Linked DNA regions of Homo sapiens: region 1 is linked to region 2. A link is a loop called in an ENCODE intact Hi-C map of the cell type or tissue named here. Cell type or tissue: heart left ventricle. All regions are shown on one strand. Each heading gives the region's core, and the rest is flanking DNA. Links, peaks and the distances in the headings are about the cores only.

Evidence for each region. Peaks named below come from ENCODE experiments on the same cell type or tissue, not always from the same donor. Only the 100,000 strongest peaks of a DNase experiment are listed, where the experiment ranks them.
Region 1: a loop joins it to region 2, with 4 times the contacts of the local background. A loop is called at or near these places in 3 of 110 quality-filtered maps.

The regions. Positions count from the first base shown.
Region 1 is chr17:35,892,647-35,904,831 of GRCh38, reverse strand. It overlaps the pseudogene LRRC37A8P. Among named protein-coding and RNA genes, the nearest start is that of CCL5, 18 kb to the right of the region's middle. In heart left ventricle, for the core only: no CTCF peak of the experiment used is centred there; a DNase peak (open chromatin) is centred at 5,888; H3K27me3 peaks cover 1,605 bases.
Region 2 is chr17:35,948,881-35,961,065 of GRCh38, reverse strand. No RefSeq gene overlaps it. Among named protein-coding and RNA genes, the nearest start is that of LYZL6, 11 kb to the right of the region's middle. RefSeq lists a silencer at 1-67. In heart left ventricle, for the core only: no CTCF peak of the experiment used is centred there; no DNase peak of the experiment used is centred there.

The DNA of each region.
Region 1 (12,185 bases), core at 2,767-10,766, 57 kb after region 2:
CTGAAAGCAAAAAAAGAGAGAATTTTGAAAGCAGGAGAGAAAAGTGGCACAATACATATGGGAAAACAACTATTTGAATAACTGAAGACTTTTTTTTTTTTTTTGATGGAGGGCCAGATAGGTGGATTCAAAGATTTTCTGATTGGCAATTGGTTGAGTTATTACCTAAAAACCTGGAATCATTAGAAAGGAATGTCTAGGTTACCATAAGGGGTTGTGGAGACCAAGCTGTTATCATGCAGATGAAGCCTCCAGGTATCAGGCTTCAGAGAGAGTAGATTTTAAATATTTCTTATCAGACTTCAAGAGTCTGTTCTATCAGTCTTAAGATCTTTTTGACGTGAATGGTAACAAGGCGTGTCTGACTCCCCCCTTCCGATCATGACCTGAACTAGTTTTTCAGGTTAACTTTAGAATGCCCTTGGCCGAGAGGAGGTGCCCATTCAGATGGCTGAAGGGCTTCAAATTTTATTTTTGGTTTACAGCCCATTCTTCATCAAACCTAAGCATAAAAAAACAGCAGTTTTCCCCTGGGTATCTGTGTCATTTCTGAAGGTTCCAGTGTCACGCAAGACTTTGATTTTTAAAATTAAATAAATTTGTTATGCTTTATTCTTGTTAATCTGTCTTTTGTTATAAGGGTGTCATCCATGAAACAATGGGTGAGGAAAAGATAACTACTTTTTCTCCTCTACAATACCACACTCTCTTCAAAGCTCATGCTTTTTTGGTCCCCTCTATCGTTTCACAATGAAGTCGCAGGCTGGGATGGCTGGGGTTTGGGTTGAAAAGTAGTCTGGGGCCAAATTGTCAACACTTGAATGCCATACAAAGGAGTCTGCATTTTAGTTTTTATGAAATAAGGAGTTATTGGCCAGGTGTGATGGCTCACACCTGTAATCCCAGTACTTTGGGAGGCTGAGGTGGGCAGATGGCTTGAGCCCAGGAGTTTAAGACCAGTCTGGGCAACATGACGAAACCCTGTGTCTATAAAAAATACAAAAATTAGCTGGGTATGGTGTCGCATGCCTGTAGTCCCAACTACTCAGGAAGTTGAGGTGGGAAGACCACTCGTGCCCAGGAGGTTGAGGCTACAGTGAGCTGTGATTGCACCACTGTACTCCAGCCGGGGGTACAAGCAAGGCCCTGCCACAAAACATAAAAATAAATAAATAAATAAATAAATAAATAAATAAATAAATAAGGAGTTATTGAAGGAGATCTCTGCAGTCAGAAAAATCTGGGCACAAATTGTAGGGGAGGAAATATAATATCTTTTTCTCACCCATCGCGAGTTTCATGGCTGAGGCCCCTATAACAAGACAGATTAACAAGAGAAAGCATACAAATTTATTTATGGTAAGTTTTACATAAAACAAGAGACTTCAGAAATGAAAATCCAAATACTAAAGAAAAACTACTTTTATGTACAGTCATGCAGAAGTATGATTAGAAGACAAAAGGGTATATTCTAATGGTAATAAACTGAGGGAGGGGAAGACTTATCAAGGCCTGTTTGCTCAGATTCTTCTTGGCCTCCAGGGTTGGGGAGGACCTCTCTGGAATGAGGATCTTATGACCTATTTTCAGAGGAGGTAGATCAGAATTCTTTTACAGCCTGCTTCAAGGGAGAAAGGTGGGAGGAGGTCAGAGAGTGACCTCCCTGTTTCTGTAGTTTTCTCAGTTTCTTTCAGCTTAAAATAATCAGTAGGCCAAGGTGCCACATTTTGGGGTAGCATGCTCCATACCCCATCAAGATCATGTTCCAGTAATCAACTTCTGTACAGAAAAATCACCCCAGAACTTTAAGCTTAAAACAATAACCATTTCTTATCTCTTACAATTTTTGTGGATTAGGAATGCAGGAAAGGGTTGGCTGGGAGGTTCTGGTGTGGGGTCTCTCAGGTAGTTACAGTCAGACATTAATTCTCTCTCTCTGTCTCTCTCCACATGGTCTCTCCAGCATGGCAGTCTCAGGGTAGCTACACTTCAAAGGCTTCCTGAGCCAATATTTCAAAAAGAATAGCAAGCATCTGGGCAACATTTTCTAATCTAGCGTTGAGAATCATTCTGATCCACGTATTGAGAATGTTGCAAAGATCCAAGAACAGAGGACCTACTTTCCACCACTTGATGGTACAAATATAGAATTGTGGACATGTTTAAAACCACCACTTAATTCATCTATAGAATATAAAGAATAATAACAATATCCAGAGAGGGTTGATCTGAGGCTAAAATAAGATAAGGTATACTTCATTTCCCCATTTCCCTTCTGGAGCTTCCTGAGATCACCTCTCAGTAAACTACTTTCACTCAGCCGGGCACAGTGGCTCACGCCTGTAATCCCAGCACTTTGGGAGGCTGAGGCAGGTGGATAACCTGAGGCTGGGAGTTCGAGACCAGCCTGGCCAACATGGTGAAATCCCGTCTCTACTAAACATACAAAAATTAGCCGGGCATGGTTGTGCATGCCTATAATCCCAGCTACTCAGAAGGCTGAGGCACGAGAATTGCTTGAACCCAGGAGACAGAGGTTACAGTGAGCTGAGATCACACCACTGCACTCCAGCCTAGGTAACAGTGAGACTCTGTCTCAAGAAAGAGAAAAAAAATACTTGCACTCAAATCCTCTCTCAGGTTCGGCTTCTGGAGGAGCCAACCTAAGAAAGGTGGGAAAGAAAGAAAAGTCAACTCCTAGATTGTTAGCCTGACCCGTTGAGCTTCATCATTTTAGCTTAAACAGCCACATTTATGGAGTATCTGCCAAGTACCATGTTACATATTTTAGGCCAATTCCTAATCATAGCCACATTGTGTAGTGTATAGCATCATCCTCATATCTCCGATAAGAAAACAGCCTTGGAAACGTCAACCAGCTGCCCAGAATTAGGCAGCTAGTAAGTGGTGGAGCTGATTTGTAAAGAACAGGAGATGAAGGAGGCAGAAAGTCCACACTGCTTTTTGGCATGGCTGCCCAAAATGTGGGGTTATGACAACTCCTATTTCCATGTGCCCCACCTCCCAACTGGAAAGTTCCTATTTCCTCATAGGGGGATTTTTTTTTTTTTTTTGAGACGGCGTCTCGCTTTGTCTCCCAGGCTGGAGTGCAGTGGCGTGATCTCAGCTCACTGCAACCTCCGCCTCCCAGGTTCAAGCGATTCTTCTGTCTCAGCCTCCCAAGTAGCTGGGATTACAGGTGCCCACCACCACGCCCAGCTAACTTTTATATTTTTAGTAGAGAAGTGATCTCACCATGTTGGCCAGGCTGGTCTCAAACTCCTGACCTCAGGTAATCCACCCGCCTCGGCCTCCCAAAGTGCTGGGATTACAGGCGTGAGCCACCACACCCGGCCACAGCGGGGATTTTTAATGGTACTATCATTCAACTTGTCACTGATGGAGAAAGTGGAAGAGATGGAGAAAGAAAAAGAAAGAGCAAAAGTATAGACGATGAGAGAGAAAGTTTACAATGTGCCAAATACCGTTCAATTCTTTAATCTTCCCAACAAGGCTCGAGGGACACATTAGCTAATATTATCTTTTACTTTTCAGAACGGGAAAGGCCACATTCTATGGAACAGTAAAGAGAAAATCCAGCCACCCTGATACCCAGTGTGTCTAGGTCACGCCCTGCCTCACTGTGACTCAGACTGTCTCTATGTTTTCCATTTCTTTTCTTTTTTCTACTTTTTTTTTTTTTTTAACAAAACAATTCCATGTCCTACTTTCTGAGCATATCCTGGCTGGTCCCTGCAGGGAAATTAAGCCTTCTTAAGGGGTTGGAGCCATCAAAAAGCAGCTGCAGGACAGAAAAGTGAGGGTGTGAGCTGTCAGTGTTTCTCTCCTGTTTTCAGAAGCACTGACAGGATTTTGACGAGACAAACGGGTGGTTAGAGTGTCTGCAGCGATGGGGCTAGAAAGCAGCCTGTGTGTCTGCAACATGAGAGGGAAGTTTTATGGCTGGAGGACTGTGTGTTTATGTGACCCTGGGGGTAGTTCTTCATCATTAATCATGTAGCAGTGTCAAAAATGTACATGTTACAACTTGGACGTGCAGAAAAGAGTTGCTATTTTTCAGTAACTGAGCTCACACTGGAGCACCCACTCTCACCAATGGTGGAAGAAACATTTGAACAAGGGTAATTAAGGAAAATGAGCTCCTCTGAAATGAAGCAGTTTCACTTCAGGTAAATATTCATGGCCAATGTGAAGTTCAAACTCCTTGTCAGGACTGTTTCTTACCTCCCAGGGTGGCTTCAGGATGCAGGGCGTCATGCAGAGGGTGGGGCATGGTTCTCATTCTGCTGACTGCAGCTGACGTGTTGACATATGGCTCATCTCACCTTGCTCCGGGACCCTCTTGATGCTCCAGTGCCACAGCTGGCGGACCCTGTGGTCTGTTCTCTTGCTGAGGCCAGAACCCACAGCCACTTGCTGCCTGGGCCCCACCCAGTTCTCACTGATCTGAGCCTCAGCATGTCCTCTATCCTTTTTAAACTGCCCATTTGGCAGCCTCTGCTATGTGGGCATCCGGAACCTCACCAGAATATCCAAAAAGTCATTCCCATTCTCCATCTCAGATACTGCAAGTAGTCAAGACTCACCCCATCTACATCCCCAAGAACTGAAGGCTCCTGTTACATCATGGCACCTCTTCCTCTGATTCCCAGCTTCCACGGAATTCTCCATTTCTTCACATGCTGCTTCACCCCACGAGGGTCAGGGCCCTCATTTCTTCATTCCCCCAAAACAACCACGATGTAAGGCTATTGGTTGTAACATGTTTACTGGAGATTTGCACACAAGATAGGTATTGAATATAGCACAGAATAATTCAGGTGAGAACTTGAATTTGGATACCAGCCATAAAAATCCCTGCCTTAAAAAACCACTGGCCATTCCCTGACAGAATAAATTAATCTCTCCCTGGCCTGATTTTATTCCCAGGATCTGGCCCACTGTGTTCTAGATCCCTGCACATCTCCCCTCTTCTCTCTCACCACCACATATCCTTACCCCATCTCACACTGACCATGAATGACTTCCAATCCTGTTTCTTACGCAGAGTTAGCCCTCTCTAGGCAATATGAGGTAGGGGCGGGATGGAATGGAGGGATTTCCCTTTTTATAATCACACATGCCCATTAAGGTATTTTCCCCCCTAATCCTAAGAGTAATTCCCTCCCTAAGAATAATTTTGCCCTCATTTTAGATCAGCCAGCTCAATGTTAGGCAGCTTTGCTAAAATAGTTGTGTAATGCCTACAAACATTTTTGTAATGGGGTATTTTTTTGAATCCTCACATGAAGCAGTAGGTAATATTATTATACCCATTTCACAAAGAAACTGAGGCTTAGCAAAGTTAGGGAACGTGGCCACTGAGTGAATCAACAGCCAAGCAAGAACCCAGACCCAGGTCTGCTTCCTCTAAATGCCCATGCTCTCCGCCACTGCCCATCAGGGGAGAAAAGAGATATGTGTCTGCAGCTGACAGGCAAACCCCATCTTCAAAATCAATTCCCAAGTGGCAGGAAAGGCCATTGTACTGCAGGGGCCTCTGCGGAGGGGACAAGCCAGGAGACAGGAGCCCTCGACGCTGGGGAAGCTTGTTCCTGAGGTCCCTACTGGTCCAACACACCATCTTCACGAAGCAACCTCCAGGATTCTCACTCCCAACTCAGCCTGTTCCCTGACAAGAGAGTCCCCACTGCAAACACCAATGCTGAGTCTGCCCTGGAAACAGCCCCCTTTGGGCTGACCACACTGTCTCTAGACCTCAGAACTATAGAGAGGCAGCTGCAAACTTGAGGCTCTCCCGGACTGTTCTGATCAACGTGCATCCCTGGCAAGGAGGCACTGTGCCTTTCTACCTCTACTGGGCAAGGGGCCAAGCCCAGAGAGGGCATCAGTGTTTGCTGAACTGAGTCCAATTCCAACCACTACTGTTTCCTCCTTCCTTTGTGATAAAGGGCTCCAGTAGGCTGAGCTGATCTCAGTGACTGTGAGCACAACTACTTCCATTTACTGAGCACCTAGTATGTGCCAGGCATCATATGCAATGACCTTATCTGGTCCTTACCAGTCACGTGGGCTCAGTAGAAAGTCAGTTCATTTTATAGATGAGGAAACAGTCCAGCAAGAGCACAGCAATTTCTTGAGCTTTTACAGCATAAGCAGCAGAGGCTGGAATTTGAACCAAAGTTTGTACAACTCCAAAGACTATCCTGTTTCCACTATGAAATACCCTCCATCAGAGGAGATAATGTCTACCACTCCTTCCCCGGAGATGATGAAATATCACTCTTCTTCTTTTGGGGGAGGGCACGTATGGTTGTTTTTGGTGTCAAAATATGATTCTAAAAGCCCACTTCCCTGATGTGGTAAAGGGTGGGGTGAGGGGTTGGGTGAGGGGGCTGGGGCAGGAATGAGCCACTGGGTGAATCATGCACCTCAACCTCTGCTGAGAGAGCCTGAATCTCTTACTGGCCTGAGGGGGTAAAAGAAGCTCTAAGACGGGCTGAAGCTCCATGGGAATTCTCCCTCCAATACCTGGGTAACCCCCTACCACATGACTTATTAGAAATAGATCAAATATGCACATGATACAAAATTCTAAAGATACAAAGTGGTATACAAGGAAAAGAAGGTCTCCCTCCTACCGCTGTCCTCCAGGCCTCTCTCCCATTACCCTTCCTAACAGGAAGGGAATTGTTGCCAATTTCTTATGCAGCCTCCAAAAGCATTTACAAACATAGATGAGTCTCTCTCTTCTTTTTAAACACACATACATTGTAGCATACTATGTAAGCCATTCTATCCTCCTTGTTTCTTTCATCTAGTGTGTCTTAGGGATTATTCATTTCTGCAAGTATGAAGACTGCCCTTTTTTTTTTTTTTTTGAGACTGAGTCTCACTCTGTCACCCAGGCTGGAGTGCATGGAGTGCAGTGGCGCGATATCGCCTCACTGCAACCTCCACCTCCTGGGTTCAAGCGATTCTCCTGCCTCAGCCTCCTGAGTAGCTGGGATTACAGGCACGCGCCACCACACCCAACTAATTTTTGTATTTTTAGTAGAGACAGGGTTTCACCATGTTGGCCAGGATGGATCTCTTGACCTCGTGATCTGCCCACCTCGGCCTCCCAAAGTGCTGGGATTACAGGCGTGAGCCACCATGCCCGGCCTCCTCATTTTTTTTAGTAGCAGCCTGGCATTCTGTTATATGGAAGTGCCAGAATTATTTCATTAGTCCTTTATTGATAAACTTCAATCTTCACTATTACAAACCATGAATATTTTGTATAGATCAAGTTGTACATATGTGACTACATCTGTAAGATAAATTCCTAGAAGTAGGAATACTAGTGCTTATTAAATACAGTATGTACTTTTAAATTTTTTCAAACTTTATAGAGGATGTAGCAATGTATAGCCCATCAATAATAAAAGGCACAGCCGGGCGCAGTAGCTCATGCCTGTACTCTCAACACTTTGGGAGGCAGAGGTGGGCAAATCACCTCAGGTCAAGAGTTCAAGACCAGCCTGGCCAACATGGTGAAACCCTGTCTCTACTAAAAATAGAAAAAATTAGCCGGGTGTGGTGGCACATGCCTGTAATCCCAGCTAGTTGGGAGGCTGAGGCAGGAGAATCGCTTGAACCCAGGAGGCGGAGGCTGCAGTGAGCCGAGATCGAGTCATTGCACTCCAGACTGGGAAACAAGAGTGAAATTCTGTCTCAAAATAGTAATAATAATAATAATATAAAATAATAGTGATAATAATAAAAGGCAGTCAAGGGAGTGCTTTTTTTTTTTGAGGTGGAGTCTTGCTCTGTTGCCCAGGCTGAAGTGCAGTGGCACCATCTTGGCTCACTGCAACCTCCGCTTCCTGGGTTCAAGTGATTCTCCTGCCTCAACCTCCCAAGTAGTTGGGATTACAGGCACGCGCCACCATGCGCAGCTAATTTTTTGTATTTTTAGTAGAGACGGGATTTCGCCATGTTGGCCAGGCTGGTCTGGAACTCCTGGCCTCAAGTGATCCGCCTGCCTTGACCTCCCAAAGTGCTGGGATTACAGGGGTGAGCCACTGTGCCCTGCCGGGAGTGCTTTTTAGATGAGGAAAAAGCCGGAAGAGACTAGCTGAGAAGTAAACAGGCAGGCCCATGCCTGGCCCAGAAATTCATCCTAGGACCAGTGAAGAAGATGAGCCAGCACCACCAACAGCCTGTTTCCTACAGGCAAGCCACCCGTTTCACACATGAGAAAACTGGGGCTCAGAGAGCCGACTTGCCTCACTCAGGGTTGTGGCCTGGAACGCTGTAGGTTCAGGGCTAATTCCTCTAGACAGTATATGCTTCACCCTCTGACCTCAAGCTGTGGTCTCCTGTGTTGGCTTGGCTACAAGTTGGAGCTCCTTCCTATTGTGGGCTGAAAGTAGTTGAGCCTACCACATGGTTCAGAACTTCCCCTGGTTATTTCATTCCCACATACAAGAAACCAGCCCCAGTCCCACACATACACACTCACACAGCTACTATTTCCAGCTTCCTTGGGGCCCACAGGACCTTAAGCGTCCACTTCTCTGAGGCAGGTAGCAGTGATGACCCTGGACATTCATCGACCAGCCTAAGGAACTGAAACACAACAGACCCCTGCACAGTTACCACCAGATAGCGGGCAGCGAGGGCGTGAAAGAAGTCAAAGCACATTAGCCACAGAGCTACCAGCCACTCAGGAAACAGAAGTCACCGTGGTGAAATAATTATCTTTCTTTGTATCGGAAAATGCCTTCACATCCATTAACTCATTTCACCTCCACAGTTCTCTGAATTAGACAAAACACGGATTCTTATATTCATTCTTCTTGTTGAGCAGATAAGGAAAAGGAAATATGCCTTTTCTAGAGAAGCAGAGACCAGAGGCCGACCCAGGTTTTCTGGTGCTTAATCCTGGTCCCATTTCTGCCCCATGTTAAGCAATCTCCTGGCAGTATGAGATGTTCATAAAAATCAGCTCTTATCTGCCCACATCCAGAATTAGTCACCATGTCCCTAGCAATGTTGTTTTGAACCCTCCAGTACATGGACGTATATGCATTCCTTTCTCTGTATCTTTTAGCTTCATAGCTGCGTCCTTTGTGAGGATACTCTTGGGATGTTTCTGAGTGGTGTCATTTTACTGTATCTAAGTGCCTGGCATGGCCTCTGGAACACGATGGGTACTCAATAAAATTGTGTTGCTTGACTGGCTGAGAGAATGGATGATATATGGATGACAGGATGAATGAATAGGTGAACAGATGAATGGATGGATGAGTGGGTGGGTGGGTGACTGGTGAGTTGAGTATTGGTTCACTTGTTTACTTGTTTTGCTTTTATTTTTCTACTAGCATCCATTACCCCTTCAAAATCACCTTGACATCTTTTTATGCAATTACTTCTTCCTTCCAGGGTATACAGTCTCAGCAGTACGACATATCAGGGACGCTAACTTCTCCCAGCCAAGAAGCAAGCAAATGACACAAGATTAGCTGGTCATACTCCCTCTCCTAGGACTGTGAATCCTTAGTAGAGTGAGACGAGGATAGGAAAATTAACTGGAATACATCTATATCAACAGTGGTTGGCCGGGCGCGGTGGCTCACGCCTGTAATCCCAGCACTTTGGGAGGCCAAGGCGGGTGGATCTTGAGGTCAGGAGATCGAGACCATCCTGGCTAACACGGTGAAACCCCGTCTCTACTAAAAATACAAAAAATTAGCCGGGCGCGGTGGCGGGTGCCTGTAGTCCCAGCTACTCGGGAGGCTGAGGCAGGAGAATGGCGTGAACCCGGGAAGCGGAGCTTGCAGTGAGCCGAGATTGCGCCACTGCAGTCCGCAGTCTGGCCTGGGCGACAGAGCGAGACTCCGTCTCAAAAAAAAAAAAAAAAAAAAAAAACAGTGGCACCCTGATGGCACTGCCAAGTAGTTCCTGCTGCCCACAAACACAGAGTGTTTCTGGTTTCTCACTTGTCATTTTTCCAAGCCAAGTTCTCCAATATCCTACCCATTCTATGAGCTACTCAACATTACCCCCAATACATTACTTTCCTGATTAAGTTAGTGTGATATAATTGTGTGTGTGTGTATATATATCTATAATTATATGTATATAAGTTTTCATCCACAGTTCCTGGCCTATAACTCCCATAGCCCTTTTACAGTCATCTGTTATAATGTTGGGACACTTTAGGCCTTAGAAACAGGCCTCAGGAAGCAGAATTTCTCTCTCTCTGACCTCTCCTGCCCTCCTTTCACCTGCCCAAGGCAGGGTTCTAATCTAATTGTGGGTCATAAGACCCTCATTCCAGAGAGGGCCCTGCCCCATACCCTGGAGGGAAGGAATGCTGCACAGAAAGGCCGAAAAGAATCTGAGCAGACAGGCCCTGATGGATTCCACCCTCGGTCTGTTAGTATTAAATCATACCCTTTTTGCCCAATCACATTTTGACATGGTTGTCCATGCTTTAGTCATGCTTATCCAACGAGTGTATAAAAGGCCCAAGAAGACAAGGTTCAGAGAGCTTCCGGATAGCTGAACGCATGGAGGCTGACAGGACAGTGAAGGAGAACTCATCCACGCGCTGGGCGAGTGGTGCACCCCAACTCCACAGGAACGGAAGCTCCTCCAGATCTTGCCTTGTGTTATCTTTCCATCTGGCTATTTATTTGCATCCTTTTTAAATGTAAGTAAGTGCTTCCATGAGTTCCGTGAGCTCCTCCAGCAAATTAATCAACCCCGAAGAGGGTGGGTCATGGTAACCCCAACTTGAAGCCAGCTGGTCAGACATTCTGGAAGCCCAGACTCGTGACTGGTGGGAAGGAGGGAGCAGTTCTGTGGAACTGATTCCTCAACCTGTGGTTTCTGAGGCTATTTCCAGGTAGATGGTGTCACAGTTGAATTAACTGGTGGACACCCGGCTGTGTCCACTGCAGAACTAATTGCTTACTTGGTGTGTGGGAAGAAACCCCTACATATTTTGTCACAGAAGTCTTCTGTATTATTATGGTGTAAGAGAACAGGAAAAATGCATGTTGACTGTTTTTTCCACACTCCCAGTCCACAAAAGTTTTCTCCACTTATGAACAAATAATGTGTGTGTGTGTTTTTTTGTTTTTTTGTTTTTTTGTTTTTCCTGAGACAGGGTCTCACTCTGTCATCCAGGCTGGGGTGCAGTGGTGTGATCATGGCTCACTGCAGCTTCAATCTCCCAGGTCCAAGTGATCCTTCTACCTCAGCCTCCCAAGTAGCTGGGACCACAGGTGTGTGCCACCATACCCAGTTAATTTTTAAATTTTTTGTAGAGACAGGGTCTCCCTATGTTGCCCAGGCTGGTTTTGAACTTCTGAAGCGATCCTCTCACCTCAGCCTCCAAAAGTCCTGGGATAACAGGCATGAGCCACTGTGCCTGGCCATGAATACAAAGAATTTTAACAGACACAAGATGCAGATATGAAGGAATAGATGAATGAATAGACGCGTGCTGGACAGGATGGAGTGAAGGGATGTGTGAAAAGGTAGGAATGAGTGGGTAAGCGGAGGAGGACAGTGCTGCTCACAGAAGTTCATGAGCTAAATGGTAAAGTGAGTCCTAGGCCTTTGATGGATACGAGGGAAAGAAGGTATGTTACTCCCTCAGCCTTACCCATAGGAGAAGTAATGTGAACTGATTTTAGGAGCAAACAGGAAACTTACCCCCAAATCTCACTCTAGTATACTAGAAATCCTTTACTTTTGTATCTTTTAACTAAGAGGGAAATAAATAACATTGTCAGACCCTCATTTCACAGATGAGGAAACTTAGGCCTACAAAGGGCAAGTGGTTTGCCAAAATGTAACAAGTGGGTTTGGAGCTACAATGGGACTAGAGCTTAGGTCTCTTAATTCCCATTCCTTGCTCTTTTCACCACCCAAAGCTGACACTAGAAGGAATGACTACGGTGCAGAATTTCCAAACCCTAATTTGAGGAAATTCCCCAAGGGGACTTTTTCATGCAAGCTGGAGAGCCTCAAAAATGCAATGAATGCCTAGGAAGGTTCTAAGGGCCCTAATATTCTAACCTGAACACTAGAAAGCAGGGCAAGCAGCATAGTGGGGAAGCAGGGGACTGGGACCCCCGTCCCTGAGAATGGAAGTAATAGGCAAG
Region 2 (12,185 bases), core at 2,375-10,374:
CCTCGTGATCCGCCCCCACCCCCAGCCTCCCAAAGTGCTGTGATTACAGGCGTGAGCCACCGCTCCCGGCCTAGAATCTTATTTTTATCACCATTGTTCTTGGGTCTTTTTTCATTTATTCTGTTGGTACGTAGCAAGCCCTGAGGATATTCTTTAATTCTGAGTAATGCTTTTGTATTATTTATGATAATTTCCTCACCACCCTTTCCTCTATTCTCTCCTTCTACAACTCGTATTAGTCAAAAATTAGATTTCTGGCTGGGCACGGTGGCTCATGCTTGTAATCCCAGCAGTTTGAGAGGCCAAGGTTGGTGGATCTTCTGAGGTCAGGAGTTTGAGAGCAGTCTGACCAACATGGCAAAACCCTGTCTCCAAAAAAATACAAAAATTAGCCAGGCGCAGTGGCAGGCGCCTGTAGTCCCAGCTTCTCAGGAGGCTGAGGCAGGAGAATCGTTTGAACCTGGGAGGCGGAGGCTGCAGTGATCCGAGTGGTTTCTCTAGGTTTTGAATCTGTTGCTACCCTGTGGGAATACACACAGAATTCACAAGACAAGGAGAACTTGGCTTCTGTCTACAGAAGAATTAATGTGTATTGTGGCTTAGTGCTACTTACATTATATTTGTTATATCATTTCTTCATTTTTACCTTAACCCTATGAGGTACATTATTATCTCATTTTACAGGGGAAGAAACAGTGGCTTCAGTGATTAATTTTTTCAACGTCATACTGTTAATAAATGTCAAAGCTAGGATTCAGAGTCAGTATTCTCCCCTATAAGGTGAATACTATTGTTATCCCCATTTTACAAATGAGGAAACAGAGGCTCTGAGATTAAATAACTTGCTTGAGACCATAAACTAGTACATGACTGAGTCAAGATTTAAACTGAGGCAGGCAGCCTCCAAGTCTATACTTTTAACCACTACGCGATGCTGCCTCTCTAGTGTGGCAGGAAGGATTTTTGTTTAGTGCTATTCTGGAAAATCCATCCATCATTGATTGTGGCTTCGAAGCAAGAAAGTTATAATGAAGGTGTACCTTTCAGTCATTTTGCTGACCTAAAGTTCTTTAAAAAAGGTTTTTATGCAACTAGAAGTTCCCAACACATTAAACAAGTTGTCACTGATTTACTGCTTAGATTAAGAAGCTAATATATCGAAATGAGCTCATTCTAGAAAATAGCTAATTTTAAGAAGAGTCACAGAGATACAAAAAGCAAAGGTTTTTATTTTCCCCCAAGGAAACCTATGTAAGAAAAAATTAAATGTCATCCTTGCCAAGAGACAAGTTCTGTACTATACTGGGGGGTGTCAAATGATCATGGTTCCCAAAATTGTTGCTGTCACTATTAAAGCTGTCAGCCAAAGAAGTAATCATTTCAGTAATCCTATAATATTAAGCATTTTAAACATAATGTGGAAAAGTAAGCCAGAAACACACACACATACATACACAGAAAATGAAGAACAATAATGAAGAACAAGATTTTATTTGTGTTGTGGCGATTTTTTTTTAAATATTTACATTTAGGAGAAATGAGATCCAAACTAAACAACAAATACCCCATAGATGATGTTTTATAAAATTTGTCTAGGGCTTTTCTCTAAAAATTAATACTGAAGTTTTATTTTCAGACCCAGATTTCATCTACATTTGGGATACTGAATATGGGAAAACAGCCTTGTTGTTCATCGTTAATTTCCATATTATTTTTATTTTCTACCTCTTCCACTGGAATGGGTCAGTGATTAAATGTTCACCACTGTATCCCCAGCTCCTACACAATGCATGGCACATAAATATTTGAATGAAGAAACTCTAGTCAATTCTCTGTACTGAGTAATCTTTCTAAAACATTTGCTTTTGCTACTTAAAGCCAGCAAATAGCTCCTCCTTGCCCTTGAATGAAATCCAAACTCTCTTCTTAAAATATTATATGAATTGTAATGAAAGGACCTTTGCTTTCGCCAGGACCAGATATTTTAGACCACATAATTCTTTGTGTGTGGGGGCGGGGGTGAGGGGGGCAAGGGCAAGGCAGATGTTGTCCTGTCTACTGTAGGATATTTAGAAGAACTATCCTTGATCTCTGTCTACTACCAATAGCACTGTCTCAACCCCTAGTTAAGACAACAAGAAATGTCTCCAGAAATTGCCAAATGTTTCCTGGGGAGCAAAACCAGTGCAGGTGGAAAACCCCTACCATGCCCTATCTTCCATCATTCCCCACTCACTTATACTCTAACCACACAGAAATTGATTTTAGTTCCTTGAAAGTAAAAAGCTATGTCTTGCCTTAGGGCCTTTGCACACACTGTTTTCCTCTGCCTGGAAAACTACCACACCTTGGTTCACTCCTTGTCCTCCTTCATGTCTCAGCTTAAATATTGCTTCTTCTAAGAAGCTTTTTCTGACTCTCCTAAATTACCTTAAGGTGCCCCAGCTGTGTGTTGCCCCAGCACACTATATTTCCTCTCTTCTAGTACTTATCACACTATTATTATTACTTGTTTAATTGCCTCTGTTTCCTGCTAAACTGTGGAGGGTAGACAAGGGTCATAACTATATTATTCATTATTATAGCTCCAGAACCTAGCACAATGCCTGGCATACAATGTTCAATTAATATTTGCAAATGAGTGAAAATGCCAGTATTTTCCATTAGGAAATCTTGCAGCATTCAGCTGGGTGCTTATACATAATAGTGGTTCTCGACGAATGTATAAGTCAAATCAGAATCAGATTCATGTGCCCCAGGAATGAATCTTGTTAGAGAATATGGAATTCCACCAATCCTCTGAGAGAGTTTCATAAACTGGGGATTGAATGTACATAGACTGTTTATATTGTGCCAGATCTGTTTCTCTAGGAATGCCAGATGAACTAAATAAATTAGCCACTTTTCTTTAAAATTTGTATTTGGTATTGGCCCTAACCTCCTTTGGCTCAAGTAATCAGTAATCTATAATTGAATAGTAACAATCTACAAGATACAGCTATTTAGATCTAGAATTATAACAAAGCTAAGCATTACCCTCAACTCTGCTATAGTTAATTAAACAACAGGGCTCTTACTACCACCCATTGAAGCTTACTATAAAGCCTAAATCAAAACAGTGTGTTACTAGTACACAAATAGACAATAAACAAGTGGAATAGAACAAAAAGTTCAGAATTAGACCCAAGGGCATGCAACACTTAGTGTATGACAAAGGTGGCATTCAGATCATTGGGATAAAGGTGGGCTTTTTAATTAAATGAGCTGAGACAACTAAGTAACCATATAGATAACTCGTATCTCACACCATGCTCAAGAATACACAAATGGATTAAGGATCTAAAGGGTCTGAATATCTAAAGATAAAACCATGCAACTAATGGAAGAAAACTTAGTAACTTTTTATTTAACCTTGGTGAAGAGAAAGGCTTTCTAAGATCTAAATCTAGAGGAACAGAAGAAAAGATTGACAAATTTGGCCACATGAAAAAAATTTACCAGCCTGGACAACATAGTAAGACCCTGTTTCTACAAAAAAAAAAAAAAAAGAAAACAACTAGCCAAGCGTAATGGTGCATGCCTATAGTCCCAGCTACTAGGGAGGCTGAGGTGGAAGGATTGTTTGAGCCCAAGAGGTCGGGGCTGCAATGAGCCAAGATCATGCCACTGCACTCCAGCCTGGGTGATAGAGTGAGACTCTGTCTCAAAAAATAAAAAATAAAACTTTTAATGTTGCATGACCAAAAAAATACCACAAAGTCAAAAGACAAAGACAACTGATAAACTGAGATAAAATATTGACAAAATACCTCAAAAGTACAGGCAACAAAAGGAAATACAGACAAATGGGATGACATCTAAACTAAAAATCTTCTGCACAGCAAAGGAAACAATTAACAAAGTGAGGAGACAATCCACCGAATGGGAGAAAATGTTTGCAAACCATACGTCTAGTAAGGAGTTAATATCCAGAATGTAAAAGGAACTCAAACAATTCAACAGCAAGAAAACAACTTGATTAAAAAATGGGCAAATGACCTAAACAGACATTTCTCCAAAGAAGGCATACGAATGGCCAATAGGTACGTGAAAAAAATGCTTAGCATAACTAATCATTAGGGAAATGCAAATTAAACCACAACGAGATATAATCGCACACCAATTAGAATGACTTTTACCAAAAAGATGAAAGATAAGTGTTGGCAAGAATGTGGAGAAAAGGGAACTCTTTACTTTGTTGGTGGGAATGTAAATTAGTGCAGCCATTATCGAAAACAGCATGGACATTCCTCAAAAAACTGAAAAAAGAACTATCACATAATCCAGTAATCCTGCTTCTAAGTATATATCCAAAGAAACGGAAATCAATGTCAAAGGGATACCTGCACTCCCATGTTCATGACAGCATTATTCACAGTAGCCAAGCTGTGGAACCAACTTGAACCAACCAAGCTGAATGGATTTTTTAAATGTATTATTTTTTAAAAAGCAGTTTGGAAATTTCTCAAAGAACTTAAAACAGAGCTACCATTCAACCCAGCAATCCCATTACTGGGTGTATACCCAAAGGAATATAATTTGTTCTACCATAAATACATGTGTGCACGTGTTCATCACAGCACTTTTCACAATAGCAAAGCCATGGAATCAACCTAGATGCCCAACAGTGGTGGCCTGGATAAAGAAAATGTGGTACATATACACTATGGAATATTGTGCAGCCATAAAAAAGGAATGAAATCATTCATGTCCTTTGCAGCAACATGGATGCAGCTAGAGGCCATCATCCTTAGCAAATTAAAACAGGAACAGAAAACTAAATATTGCATGTTCTCACTAAGAAATGGGGGCTAAACATAGAGTACCCATGGACACAAAGAAGAGAACAACAGACACTGGGGCTCACTTAAGGGTGGAGAGTAGGAAGAGGGTGAGGATCAAGAAACTACCTATCAGGGGCCGGGCACCGTGGCTCATGCCTGTAATCCCAGCACTTTGGGAGGCCCAGGTGGGTGGATCATCTGAAGTCAGGAGTTTGAGACCAGCCTAGCCAGCATGATGAAACTCCATCTCTACTAAAAATACAAAAATTAGCTGGCCATGGCGGCAGGGGCCTGTAATCCCAGCTAGTCAGGAGGTTGAGGCAGGAGAATCTCTTGAACCTGGGAGGCAGAGGTTGCAGTGAGCCAAGATGGCGCCATTGCACTCCAGCCTGAGGGATGGGGCGAGACTCCATCTCAAAAAAAAAAAAAAAGAAAGAAGGTAAAAAGAAACTACCTATCAGGTACTATGCTCACTACATGGATGACAGTCATTGGTACACCAAACCCCACACAATGTATCCATGTGACAAACCTGCCCATGCACTCCCTGAACCTAAAATAAAAGTTGGAAGAAAAAATAAACAGAATTTTAAAATGTGATATGTGTATGGATATGTTATGTGTGTGCGTGTGTGTCTGTGTGTGTGTTAGTAATGAACAGACTCCACAATAAAGGACTCAAAGTGAGTAATCAGCATCTAACTTGGCACTGTTTCTTGGGTCTCCTTTGCAATCAGCCCCACTGAATTCAGAAATGCCAGCAGCCATTTCACAAACCCAGGCGGCCACACAGGCCCCACTGCCTCCATTCCCACCACTATGGCCAGTTGAAGTGACACACGCAACTCATCTTCCTGGCCAGGGCCATTCGAGAGCAACAATAGATTTTCAGTGTAGACAAAACAGCCTTCTATGGGAAGATGGTGCTGTCTAGGACTTTTATAGCTATAGAGAAGTCAATGTCTGCCTTCAAAGCTTCAAAAGACAGGCTGACTCTCTTGTTAGGGGCTAATGTAGCTGGTGACTTTCAGTTAAAGCCAGTGTTCATTTACCACTCCAAAAATTCTAGGGCCCTTAAGAATGATGCTAAATCTACTCTACCTGTGCTCTATAAATGAAACGACAAAGCCAGAGTAACAGCACATCCATTTACAGCATGGATTACTGAGTATTTTAAGCCCACTGTTGAGATCTATTCAGAAAAAACATAACTTTCAGAATACTACTCCTCATGGACTGTACATCTAGTCACCTAAGAGCTCTGATGGTGACGTGCAAGGAGATTATTGTTGTTGTCATGCCTGCTAACACAACATCCGTTCTTTAGCCCATGGATCAAGGAGTAACTTTACTTTCAAGTCTTGTAATTTAAGAAACACATTTCATAAGGCTAGAGCTGCCATAGATAGTGATTGTTTTGATGGATCTAGGCAAAGTAAATTGAAAAGGAGTTTCTTTTTTTTTTTTTTTTTTTTTTGAGACTCAGTCTTGCTCTGTCTCCCAGGCTGGAGTGCAGTGGCACAATCTCAGCTCACTGCAACCTCCACCTCCCGGGTTCATGCCATTCTCTTGCCTCAGCCTCCCAAGTAGCTGGGACCACAGACACCCGCCACCACCTCTGGCTAATTTTTTTTTTTTTTTGTATTTTTAGTAGAGACGGGGGTTCACCATGTCAGCCAGGATGGTCTCGATCTCCTGACGTCGTGATCCGCCTGCCTCAGCCTCCCAAAGCGCTGAGATTACAGGCGTGAGCCACCGTGCCCGGCCTGAAAAGGATTTCCAAGATTTTCATCTGGAAAGGATTTACCATTCTAAATGCCATTAAGAAGATGTGATTCATAGGAGGTCAATATCAACATTACTAGGAATTTGGAAGAAATTGATTTCAACCATCATGGATGACCTTGAGAGGTTCAAGACTTCAGTGGAAGAAGTAACTGGAGATGTGGCAGAAATAGTAAGAGAACTAGAATTACAAGTGGAGCCTGAAGATGTGACTGAATTGTTATAATCTCATGATAAAACTTGAATAGATGTGGAGTTGCTTCCTATGGAAGAGCAAAGGAAGTGGCTTCTTAAGATGGAGTCTATACTTAGTGAAGATGCTGTGAGCATTGTAAAAATAACAATAAAGGCTTTAGAATATTACATATCCCCTGGAAAGGGGGCTGAAGCCAGGGAGCCAAGTGGTGTTGCTCAGCGGGTCCCACTCCCACGGAGCCCAACTAGATGAGAACCACTGGCTTGAAATTCTCACTGCCAGCACAGCAGTCAGAAGTCGACCTGGGACAATGGAACTTGGTTGGGGGAGGGGCGGTCGCCATAACCAAGGCTTCAGTAGGCAGTTTTCACCTGACAGTGCTGAGACTGGGAGGTTTGGACTGGGTGGAATTCACCACAGTGCAGCAAAGCGGCTGTGGCCAGACTGCTTCTCTAGATTCCTCCTCACTAGGCAGGGCATCTCTGCAGGAAACGTGGCAGCTCCAGTCAGGGGCTTACAGATAAAACTCTCATCTCCCTGGGACAGAGTACCTGGGGGAAGGGGCGGCTGCAGTCACAGCTTCAGTGGACTGAATCTTTCCTGCCTGACGGCTCTAAAGAGAGTGGCTGATCCTCACAAGGAGGATTCTCCCAGCACAGCACACCAACTCTGCTAAGGGACAGACTGCCTCTTCGAGCGAGTCCCTGACCCCCGTGCCTCCAGACTGGGAGAGACCTCCCAACAGGGGTTGACAGACACCTCATACAGGAGCGCTCCGGCTGGTATCAGGCCGGTGCCCCTCTGGGATGAAGCTTCCAGAGGAAGGAACAGGCAGCAATCTTTGCTGTTCTGCAGCCTCCACTGGTGATACCCGGGTGAACAGGGTCTGGAGTGGACATCCAGCAAACTGCAGCAGACCTGCAGAAGAGGGATCTAACTGTTAGAAGAAAAACTAACAAAGAGAAAGCGGCAACAACAACAACATCAACAAAAACAACCCCCCAACAAAACCCCATCCAAAGGTCATCAGCCTCAAAGATCATAAATCCACAAAGATGAGGAAAAACCAATGCAAAAACGCTGAAAATTCCAAAAACCAGAATGCCTCTTCTCCTCCAAATGATCGCAACACCGCTCCAGCAAGGGCACAAAACTGGATGGAGAATGAGATTGACAAATTGACAGAAGTAGGCTTCAGAAGGTGGGTAATAACAAACTCCTCTGAGCTAAAAGAGCATGTTCTAACCCAATGCAAGGAAGCTAAGAACCTTGATAAACGGTTACAGGAACTGCCAACTAGAATAGCCAGTTTAGAAAGGAACATAAAACATAGCACGAGAACTTCGTGAAGCATACACAAGTATCAATAGCCAAAGTGATCAAGTGGAAGAAAGGATATCAGAGATTGAAGACCATCTTGCTGAAATAAGGCATGCAGAAAAGATTAGAGAAAAAAAGAGTGAAAAGGAATGAACAAAACTTCCAAGAAGTATGGGACTATGTGAAAAGACCAAATGTACAATTGATTGGTGTACCTGAAAGTGACAAGGAGAATGCAACCAAGTTGGAAAACACACTTCAGGATATTATCCAGGAGAACTTCCCCAACCTAGAAAGACAGGCCAACGTTCAAATTCAGGAAATACAGAGAACACTACAAAGATACTCCCTGAGAAGAGCAACCCCAAGACACATAATCGTCAGATTCTCCAACGTTGAAATGAAGGAAAAATGTTAAGGGCAGCCAGAGAGAAAGGTCAGGTCACCTACAAAGGGAAGTCCATCACACTGACAGCAGATCTCTCAGCAGAAACTCTACAAGCCAGAAGAGAGTGGGGGCCAATATTCAACATTCTTAAAGAGGCCAGGTATGGTGGCTCACACCTGTAATCCCAGCACTTTGGGGTCACCTGAGGTCAGGAGTTCAAGACCAGCCTGGTCAACATGGTGAAACCCCGTCTCTACTAAAAATACAAAAACTAGCCAGGCATGGTGACTTGTGCCTGTAGTCCCAGCTACTTGGAGGCTGAAACATGAGAATTGCTTGAACCCAGGAGACAGACGTTGCAGTGAGCCAACATGGCGCCACTGCACTCCAGCCTGGGTGACAGAGTGAGACTCCACCTCAAAAAAAAAAAAAAAAAGAAAGAAATTCTTAAAGAAAAGAATTTTCCACCCAGATTTTCATATCCATCCCAACTAAGCTTCAGAAGCAGAGGAGAAATAAAATCCTTTCCAGACAAGCAAATGCTAAGGGATTTCATCACCACCAGGCCTGCCTTGCAGGAGCTCCTGAATGAAGCACCAAATACGGAAAGGAAAAACCAGTACCAGCCACTGCAAAAATACACCAAAATATAAAGACTAGTGACACTATGAAGAAACTGCATCAACTAGTGTGTAAAATAATCAGCTAGCATTGTGATGACAGGATCAAATTCACACAACGTTCAGCCAAGAGCACAGATGGTTTTTTAAATGAAATCAGTAAAAGAATGCTTTGTCTAAATATCACAATTTTTTTTTTTTTTGAGATGGAGTCTTGCTCTGTCACCCAGGCTGGAGTGCAGTGGCATGATCTCGGCTCACTGCAAACTCCGCCTCCCGGGTTCACGCCATTCTCCTGGCTCAGCCTCCCTAGTAGCTGGGACTACAGGTGCCCGCCACTACGCCCGGCTAATTTTTTTTTTTTTTTTTTGTATTTCTAGTAGAGACGATGGGGTTTCACCATGTTAGCCAGGATGGTCTTGATCTCCTGACCTCGTGATCCGCCCGTCTCTGCCTCCCAAGTGCTGGGATTACAGGCATGAGCCACCGTGCCTGGCCTAAATATCACAATTTTTATCTTTAAAATGATATCTTCTTACTTTAGGATTTTACAGCTGATTTGCTCAGCTGTGCTTAGCCTCAACGTGTGGAATCAACTGAAGTGAAACATGATGAAAGTTTACATTGATTTAGAGGTTCACTGTTTGCTTATTAGCAAAGGAGATTTGTACCCAGGTAGACATACGCCGTGGCATTCACTGTTCATTGAAAGGACAGATCAATTGCTGACAAGTTTTCTCTTTAGGTTCCTTACGTTGTGTTTAAGATAGTTAAAATGAAATAGGTAAAATAATCACCAATCTATCTAAAGAAGAGAGTGGAGATTTTTAAAATGCAACCTCTGATTTCCAGTTTCCACATTGTGCTCAGACTTCATTGCTTCACTCACAAGCAATTCCTATCTTCATCTTTATATATGTAGTAACGTTTCCTGTGGTGTTTTTTTTTCTCTTTAATGAGAAGGATTTCAGGTGTTTAGGCATGATGTGGCTTATTCAAGAATAAAAGGAAAAAGAGAAAGAGGAAAGAGGAATCCATGGATTAAAAGATTTAAAAGACATCGACTAATCATAATGTGTGCATCTTATTTCAATCCTGATTTAATCAACTTTAGAAAAGGCTTTTTGACATAAAACAGTTGAAAATTTGAACACTGACTGAATATATAATGATATTAAAGAACAATTGTTTTAAGAAAGATAGAGATAATGTGTGACCAGCGCTTGATAAAGAAGAACCCAACCCAAAATCTATTATTAGAGAAGGCTGCGGAGTATGAGAGAAACAGACTGTGCTGGGAATCCTAACCCTGGCGTGGCCATCAGTGCGCTGTGGCCTTGGCTGAATCCCTTTCCCTGCCCAGACCTTGGTTTTCCCATCTATGAAGTGAAGGAGGGGACCCAAGGGGCCTGTTTAACTCTGGCTTTCTTTTGCTTTGTCCTCCTGTCATGGGCGGCCATGGAGCCTTTAACTCAGGGCCTGTATCAACACCACCATGCATCCACGAGAGAGTAAAATGGGCAGAAGAGTGCTTGATGGGCACAAGCCCAGAGCTGTTGGCTTCTGCAGAACCCAGAACAGGAAGGGTCACCTCCCTGAGGCACCTGGCCTGGAGAATCAACTGCCTGATCCCAGGTATGCCAGGTCAAAGCCAAGGGGAAGGAGAGAAACTGCTGGAGGACTTTCTCTCACAAACCGTGGGCATGTGTTATCTGCCTACCAGGATGCTTTCACCGTGTTCTGATGCTTGAGAACTTCTGGTGAGTTCCCTGGGCCTCCATCCTGGTCTGGTTACCTTCTCAGGACTCCAGGTGAGTTGGGCTGCATGTGACAGACCCATGTGTGTGCAAATGAACAATGTCACTGGATTGCTACATCACTGACCCTTCAATTCCTTGTTGCTGGCCTCTGCCCACCTGCCTTTCAGATACCGTCATTATGAAAGTATCATCCTTAACACAGAACCTCACACACTATAAGTGCTCCATGTAAAGCAGTGAAGGGGTGGAGAGGGGAACCTCCCTCTAGGACCATCATAGATGCTTAACATTCTCTTGAAGCCTGACAAGCTTTCTCCAGAAGGCTGAACTATAATACTCACCATCTGCTACCAACACCAACCAGTTTAACACATGAACTAAATAACCAAGAAAGAAAAACACTTCCCTTTAAGTGGGTACTGCAGAGCAGTAGCTAGATCCATACGTTAGTGTCAAATCTGGATTCAAATCCTGCACTGCCTCCTATCAGCTCTGTGACTTTGGGCGTTTCTTAACTTCTCTGCAGCTTATTCAGTAAGAATGCTGTGAAGATGAGATTATTTCCTTCATACAGTGTTTGGCATTGTGCCTCACCCACTGGGAGGGCTCAATGTGTGTCCACAACTGCTTTTCTTTTTCTTTTCTTTTTTTTTTTTTTTTGAGACTGTGTTACTCTCACACCCAGGCTGTAGTGCAATCATAGCTCACTGCAGCCTCAAACTCCCAGGCTCAAGGGATCCTCTTCCCTCAACCTCAGGAGTAGCTGCGACTACAGGCCACCACACCTGGCTAATTTTTGTAATTTTTTGTAGAGATGGGGCCTCGCCATGTTGCGCAGGCTGGTCTTGAATTCCTGGGCTCAAGTGATCCACCCACCTTGGCCTCCCAAAGTGTTGGGATTACAGATGTGAGCTGCGCCTGGACCTTTAGGCATTTTTTAACCTCTCTGTGGTTTATTTTGTTTTGTTTTGTTTTTGAGACGAGTCTCGCTCTGTCTCCCAGGCTGGAGTGCAGTGGCGTGATCTTGGCTCACTGCAAGCTCCGTCTCCTGGGTTCACGCCATTCTCCTGCCTCAGCCTCAGGAGTAGCTGGGACTACAGGCGCCCGCTACCACGCCCGGCTAATTTTTTGTATTTTTAGTAGAGACGGGGTTTCACCGTGTTAGCCAGGATGGTCTCGATCTCCTGACCTCATGATCCACTCGCCTCGGCCTCCCAAAGTGCTGGGACTACAGGCGTGAGCCACTGCACCCCGCCACCTCTCTGCAGTTTATTTAGTAAGAGTGCTGTGAAG